Linked DNA regions of Mus musculus: regions 1 and 2 are each linked to region 3. The links are chromatin loops, found by intact Hi-C in ENCODE. Cell type or tissue: gastrocnemius. All regions are shown on one strand. Region 1 has its middle 8.6 kb from the start of Gm7607. Region 2 holds the start of Gm7607 (predicted gene 7607). Region 3 overlaps Amotl1 (angiomotin-like 1).

Evidence for each region. Hi-C counts contacts between places; a loop is a spot of excess contacts. Peaks named below come from ENCODE experiments on the same cell type or tissue, not always from the same donor. Only the 100,000 strongest peaks of a DNase experiment are listed, where the experiment ranks them.
Region 1: a loop joins it to region 3, with 3 times the contacts of the local background. A loop is called at or near these places in 5 of 42 quality-filtered maps.
Region 2: a loop joins it to region 3, with 3 times the contacts of the local background. A loop is called at or near these places in 2 of 42 quality-filtered maps.

The regions. Positions count from the first base shown.
Region 1 is chr9:14,653,185-14,655,684 of GRCm38, forward strand. It overlaps a transcript of Amotl1 not described here. Among named protein-coding and RNA genes, the nearest start is that of Gm7607, 8.6 kb to the right of the region's middle. In gastrocnemius, a CTCF peak has its summit at 1,022 (motif pointing left); no DNase peak of the experiment used is centred here; H3K27ac peaks cover 2,140 bases.
Region 2 is chr9:14,661,446-14,663,945 of GRCm38, forward strand. Gm7607 (predicted gene 7607) reads left to right here and starts at 1,577. Exons shown (of 2, transcript NR_152172.1): 1 at 1,577-1,755. It also overlaps a transcript of Amotl1 not described here. In gastrocnemius, no CTCF peak of the experiment used is centred here; no DNase peak of the experiment used is centred here; H3K4me3 peaks cover 2,500 bases; H3K27ac peaks cover 2,500 bases.
Region 3 is chr9:14,595,343-14,597,842 of GRCm38, forward strand. Amotl1 (angiomotin-like 1) reads right to left here. Exons shown (of 13, transcript NM_001081395.1): 2 at 1,109-1,258. Among named protein-coding and RNA genes, the nearest start is that of Amotl1, 18 kb to the right of the region's middle. In gastrocnemius, no CTCF peak of the experiment used is centred here; a DNase peak (open chromatin) is centred at 1,300; H3K4me3 peaks cover 763 bases; H3K27ac peaks cover 2,500 bases.

The DNA.
Region 1 (2,500 bases), 58 kb after region 3:
GTTGGAGGGGAAAAAGTAAGTTACCATCCAAAACAGCCCTATAAGGTCCTTAAATAATTTTGAATTCTCTAATCGTTGCATACTTTAGCAATCGCGACTGAATATAACGGAGTGGTTTAAACTACAGCCATTTGTGTCTAGCAGCTCTGGAGGATGAGGAATACTAGAGAAAGGTGCCAACTGATTGGTTACATGTCACAAAGAAGGCCCTTTGCCACTCACTCCCTGTGTCTCACAAGGTGGAGAGAGACAGGAAGCCTCCATCTCTCTTCCTTTTCTTGCAAGAACCCTCATTATCATGAGCATCCCACCCATGACCTCATATGAATCTATCCCCTCCCCAAGGCCCCACCTTTAAATTCAACCACCAGGAGGGCTAGATCTTTGCCAAAGGACTTTGAATTTGGAGAGAACCAAGCATTCAACTTGAGTCTACTCATTTTTAAAAAATTAAATTAAAGTAATTTTTAAATTACTTTTAAATTTTAATTTAATCTCTCAATTACAGGTGAAATGTTTTTTATTTTCTTTTTCCATTTCCATGTATTAATATGGTGTTCATGTGTGCATATGTATGTTCACATGTGTGTAGGTGCAAGTGCCCTTGTGTGTACCTGCGCATGGAGGTCAATGGTGGTCAGAAGAAAGTCTCTCCACCTAACCCAGAGCTTGCAAATGTGGCTCGCCTCTCTAGCCAGCTTGCTCTGAAGATCCCTGAATCCATCAGAGGCTGCAATCACAAACAGGCTGCCACAACACTCATCATTTTCTGTGTGTTCTGGTCCTCATGCTTGCACAGCCAGCTCTCTAAACACTAAGCGATCTCCCCTGTCTCCTAATTTTAGTAATATAATTTATTTACTCTACATAGTCAAGATAGTACTATTATATGCTGTTAATATAAGACATTGTTGGGCTGGAGAGATGGCTCAGAGGTTAAGAGCACTGTCTGCTCTTCCAGAGGTCATGAGTTCAATTGCCAGCAACCATATGGTGGCTCACAACCACCTGTAATGAGGACTAGTGCCCTCTCCTGGCTTGCAGGCATAAATGCAGGCAATACCATGTACTTAATAAATAAATACCGTGTACTTAATAAATAAATGAATCTTTAAAAACAAAACAACTTATCATATTAAAAAAGGCATTGTTAATATAAATGCCTTATGTTTTCACATCTCATTTTTCACAGCCCCCTGTACATTTTCACGTCACAGTGGACTGAATTATAATAGCTACACAAAGCCAATATTCAAAATTAAGGGAAAAATGAACACTCTCACCCCGCCCTTTCCTGCTGAGGAGACCTCTGAGAAGTCTAGATTCTTGCAGTCAGAACAGGACTTTGGAGACGAATCCCAGACTTCCCCCAGCACTGGGAAGTTCCGTACTCCAGCTCATGCACTGAGTGCTGATTTAATGCATGGCTTTAATTGGCTACGCATGGCACAAGTTCTATCCACACGAAGGAAGCCCACCTCTCTGCTCACTTTCTTCATTCAATCACATGGTGGCTTGATCATTCTGTTTCTCCTGCTCCCATCATCCCTCGGGCCCTGCCAACCATAGGGCCACATACATTCGAAAAATGGATTTATTCCTATAATCACTGTACTGACCGGTTTTGTGTATCAACTTGACACAAGCTGAACCTACCACAGAGAAAGGAGCCTCCCTTGAGGAAATACCTCCACAAGATCCAGCTGTAAGTTATGGTCTCAATTAGTGATCAAGGTGAGAGGGCCCATTGTGGGTGGTGCCATCCCTGGACTGGTAGTCTTGGATTCTATAAGAGAGCAGGCTGAGCAAGCCAGGGGAAGCAAGCCAGTAAAGAACATCCCTCCATGGCTTCTGCATCAGCTCCTGCTTCCTGACCTGCTTGAGTTCCAGTCCTGACTTCCTTGGTGATGAACAGCAGTATGGAAGTGTAAGCTGAATAAACCCTTTCCATCCCAACTGCTTCTTGGTCATGGTGTTGGTACAGGAATAGAAACCCTGAGTAAGACTGTCACCCAGTGCTGAAAATCTCACCCAATCAGAGGTAAGCCAAGAATATAGAGACAGGATCAGTCAGGATGAAGAAGACATCAGGAGAGACGCGCAGAGTGGAGCAGAGAGGGAAACAGCTACCCACAGTAGAGGTCTAGCCCCTTCAGGGAGGAGTCTTTGGTGGAGAGTAAACCCACTAGGTGAGCTCTTCAACCTCCTTTGAGACCAGGCTTCCAGCCACGTTGTTAGAACAAAGCGGCTCTCCAAATAAAGAATCTACCGTACCTTCTGATGCCAGTCACAGTGTGGGAATACCCCATTGTCAATTTTTGGTGTGATTTCTCAGGGTCATGGCTAGGATAGGCTCTTTATATCCTCTTATGTGGAAGGAGCTAAGCAGCTCGACCTCGGTGAATAAAAGGCCTGTCCCAGAACTGCACATGTACATAGTGTGAGCACAGTTTGCCCCACTTCTTAGTGCTTATTTGAGTTTAGTTTCACATCAACACAA
Region 2 (2,500 bases), 66 kb after region 3:
GAGAGAGAGAGAGAGAGAGAGAGAGAGAGAGAGAGAGAGAGCTGTGTTATAGTGAGAGCTTACAGACCTTCAGAGAAAAGGAAAGGAGAAAAATAGCTAGCAGTTCTTAACTGCCCAGTGTTGGGTCTTCTACAAGTGCATTTACTTCTTTGTCCCAGTAAGATAAGGCTCTGGCCTTATTTCCATCGAGAACAGGGAAAATGAGTCAAAAGAAGTCCACATGGCCAGGACCAGGCCAAGCCTGTACCATAAGTGAGGCCAGGGCAAATAGCCTGTAACCCCAGCAACTTCGGAAGCTGACACAGGAGGATCCTATCTGGGTTACAGTAAATTTGAAACAAGTTTGGGCAAATTAATGATACCATCACAAAATAAAAAATAGCCCCAGCTCCCAGAAGGATGAGGCAGAAGGCTCTCTGTGAATCTGAGGCAAATCTGTGGTACTTAGTAAACTTCAGGGTAAGCAGTGTTACATAGCAAAATCTTGTTTGAAAAATAAAATAATAATTTTAGAAAGCTGGTATTGATGTCATTCAAGATTGTTGCAAGTGCTTGTAAAAGAGGGAGTCCTATGTCAAGAGGTGAAAAGTCTCACTCTCGGTATTCCCGTGGTAGTGGCTCAGCTCTTTTTCCAAAATCAATTCATTAGATAATCTCTGTGATAATTGAAATGCTTTTATCAAACCTTCCTAAGGTTCCCAAGATAGTAAGATCTCTGTGAGTCAGTCAGTGATAGTGTAACTCAGAGACAGAGTGGCAGGGAGAACTCTATGGTGTTTGGTGTTTGGAGTCACAGGGTGCGCACGCGCGCACACACACACATACACACACTCACACCTCCTCCCGTGCCTATTTCCTTAGAAGAACTTGCATGAACAGGCTCTAGGATGTGTTTGCTCATTTCTGCCCGAGAGCAGCAGCACAGCCGTTGTTTATGAGAGGTACCTGCGTGTTGGGGCAGGGATCCTGGGCCCCTTTGTCTCCTGCTACGTGCCTGAGAAAGAAGGAAAGCATTCAAGCCAGCTAAAGAACAAACCAAGGCTTGCCACAGAGCCTCTGTCCTTCTGTACCCCAGATCTATAAGGGTTGACTCAAACACAAAACCAGTGGTCAAAAGGTACAGAGGATGGAGGATGCCAGCCCAACACAGGCCGCTTCTAGCTACCTCATCAGTTAACGCACAACTTGTGAGCGGCACCTAAACCCAGCCCCGCTCGCTCACAGACCCCTGTCCACACCTCATGCTCAGAGTTGAATCATCCAGCTAGGGCCTGCTACCCTTTCAGGTGAGGACCAAGGGCGTCCCTCCCCCAACCCAAATCAGCGTCTCCTGACCTTACTCCAATACCTCCAGGGATGTCCTCCAAAGTCACCTGAACACAATGTCCCTAGGTGGGAATTTACTTAATGAAAACGTGCTTACCTGAGAAAAGGTTCTGGTGCCCAGGCGTAGGAAAAAAACCCACTAAGTTCTAACAGCAGTGACAGCGACTCACAACTAAGTCAGCTAGTTTTAAAAGGTGACTTCATTCCTGGTGCCGTGGAGTTTAAAAAGAGCAGCGAGTGCTCCCTGACTGAGCCAAGTCTGCCTCATCCGTGATGACTCCATCCAGAGCCACAAGCATTGCCCAGACACGCTCAGCCCTCACAAGGTGGAGCTCTGGAATCCCAGGGCTCTGTTGTTTTGGATCCTCTCAAGGTCCTGAAGCACCAATCAGTCGCCTCTGCTGCTCAAAGGGAAGAAAGCCAGGCACAGTAAGTAATCTTTGAGCCAGGTCATTATCTCCCAAGAATCCAACTCTAAAAAAACCAGCACTCTAGGGAAAGAAAACAGGTAGTTAGCCACGTGAGAGGCGAACATCCCTAGGAAAATGGTGGGGAGGGGAAGGTGGGTGAGAAGTTTGGAACAATTGTCTCGCTAAGGAGTTCTCAGAAAGGTCACTCGTGAGCTGGTGACTGAACTTCGCAGAGGGAAAGTATTCATGTAAGCAAAGAGGCCTGTCTAAGGAAGGCGACTGGGTTTCATTTTCTAACATTCACCCAACTGTGTGGGGGCTCATCTGCCATATTGGCAAATCAGTCCTAAGCACGTCCATGTTCTACCAGAAAGACTGGGAAAGGACATTTACATAAGGAGGTTTTGGTTTTGTGTATTAAACAGAGGGTGCAGCCATCGGGTTTCTAACATGGGAGTCACATCAGTTACTCAGTGGTCCAGGAACCACCTCTCCATGACAACTCCATGTTCTAGTTGGGGTGCTGAGTAGTGATGGCTGTACCCCCCTCTTGAAAGTAGAACAGAGGGTTGAGCTAAGCAGCTGCCTGCCCTTCACCCATCCCTCTATGTCATGGGAATTTAAGGAGAATCTAGGTCACTGGACATGGATTCAATTTCTTGCTGAGCTATTCTGAGCCTTTGGGATCTCTCAGTGCCAAGTTTCACTGCAGAAAAAATAAAACAAGAAAATATCCCTGTCTAATCAAATATTGTATTAGAATC
Region 3 (2,500 bases):
AGTGGAGCAAAATAGTCCTTTCTACTGTGGGAAGGGTGAACATGCATGTTTGTGTGGGTATCATATATGTGTGGAGGCCACAACCTCAGATGTTGTTCCTCAGGAGTCGTCCACCTTAGTTCTCCTAATAGAATACTCTTTATTTGTTCTTTGACAATGCCATACATGTAAATGATGTATTTTGAGCCTACCTATTTACTGCCCACTCCTAGTTTCTCAGGCACTGTCCATTCATACCCTTTTACCACCACCCTCTTCCTCCCTCCTTCCTTTTTTCATCTTTCCTTTCATTTTTGAGCCCGTTTTATAACCCACTGGATCCAGTGCCGCCAGCCCAGCTGGGACCCTGGCAGATCTTGTCACCTTGGTCTTCTGCATGTCCTCGGCTGCTATGAGTTCAAGTGTGCAGCAGCCATGTGAGAAAATCAGCATCTCACAAGACTCCTGCTCCTCTCCAGCTCTCACATTCTTTCTGCTCTCTCTTCCACAAGGTTCTCTGACCCCTGAGGTTGGGGAAGAAGGTCACCTTGTGCTTTTGAGGCACAGTCTCTTACTGGGACCTGGGGATCAATGACTAGACCAGCAAGTCCCAGAGACCTGCCTCTCTCCACCTCACCAGTGCTGGGGTGACAACCATGTGTTCAGCTTCTTTACATTCTGGGATCCAACTCAAGGATACATTCCAAGACCCAATGTGGAATCCTGAAGCCAAGGACAGTGAGTGCCAAGTCTGTATGTACAAGGACAGTGCCAAGGCAGCGTGTGTGTATGTGTGTGTGTGTGTGTGTGTGTGTGTGTGTGTGTTTCTCCACCCCCACCCCGTGTGTGTAGCATACACCTTTATAAAGTTAACATAAATTACACATATGATTGTCAGTAGCAGCCAATAGTAACATAGACCTGATCTGACAGCATATAGCTGTGACTGTATTTAAGACTTATGAACCGTTTACTTCTAGTGCTTTTCAATTAATACTTCCAAATTGCCATTGACCTTCGGTAATGAAAGTGGTAGAAACTAAAGTCACAGGCACGGGGATTACTTAATGCAGAAGAGACGAAAACGAGAAGGTCTGACCCTCTGTGCTCCCAACGTGCAAGGACTTACCGCTTTTCCCCCTTAGGCCTCCACTTGCCTCCACTGTCAAAGTAGATGCTTCATGCCTCCCAGAATAGAGCTGCAAGTCTGGGTAGAAGTAGGCGGGGTCTTCTAGAATCTGCACAGGACTGCTGGGGCTGTAGCAGATGGGAGGAGGAGCTGGCAGAAAGAGAATGATGTGTGTGTTAGTGCCAATCACGTGCCCCCTTCCTGTGTGACTCATGCCCCCCACATGGCAACTTGTAGTGTGACTCTGCCTATTTCATTCATAAAATTCCAAAGCTACTTCCCAGAACTGTCACAAATCCAGCCACCCACCATGCTGACCCACAAGCTTCCAACAGCCACTGAGGGGAGGCGCAAAACTGTCACCCAGGGACAGCACCCACAGTCTTCTTCTGTGGAGCTCTGAGAGGCGTGAGGTTTGCAATGGTCAAGGTAGAGGGCAGAAACACAGGAATGGAGCAGGCCAGAAAAAGAAAAGTGAGAAGAACAGCTGTCTCTCCAAAAATATAGGATAGAAGAAGGGGTGGCCACTTTGCCGGGCCATGTGTCAGCAAGAGAATGTCCCAGGCTGAGACACAGTGTGCTCTGGCTCCCTGAGAGGCTTCTGAGTCTCACGTTGCAGTAGAACCAGTGACCTGGGCCTGGGCCTTAGCCAAGTTCATGGCCACTCAAGCTCCCTTCTCTGCTACACACACGTGCACGCGAGAGTGCGCACACACACACACACACACACACACACACACACACACACACACACTAGTGCACTTCTTTTTCAAGTTACACTTGAGGCTACTCTTAGACCCACAGCCACCAACCATGAGACCCCACTTCAGGGACACTGACAGCACATTTGTCAATTGTGGGAACTCCGGCCGATCCAGCCACGTTCCCTTCCTGTTCTGTCTGATATACCTCTGTGTGGATGCCAAGATTAAAGCTCTGCTTTTTGTTGTTGTTGTTCTCAATTTACTCTGGAGAGTCTTGTTATTATTTATTAAGACCCTTGCCTTAAAGATAATTCCATTTGAAAATAAAAGAACAATTTTCAGAAATGGCTTCAAACCAGGCATCTGAAATTTCTTCCTAAGTTTTGCACAAGACCAGAGCTACTAGCATCTCATGACACCAAGGGCCAAAGATAGGACTATCGCCCCTCTCCCTGAGTCATTGTGCCTCAGGTGAGATACCATTTGTATGTGCTCACCATATCGTAGGCACGTCTGACCCATAAAGATAAAATTATGATTTCCACTGCTGAAATGCTTACCTTGTAAGTTTCAAATAAAATAATTCTAATTGGGACTCTCACTTTAGAGATGATTACACACCAAACATGAAAGACATATTGTACCAAGATCAGCCTAAAACTACACTCCTAAGGCAGCATGCACTAGC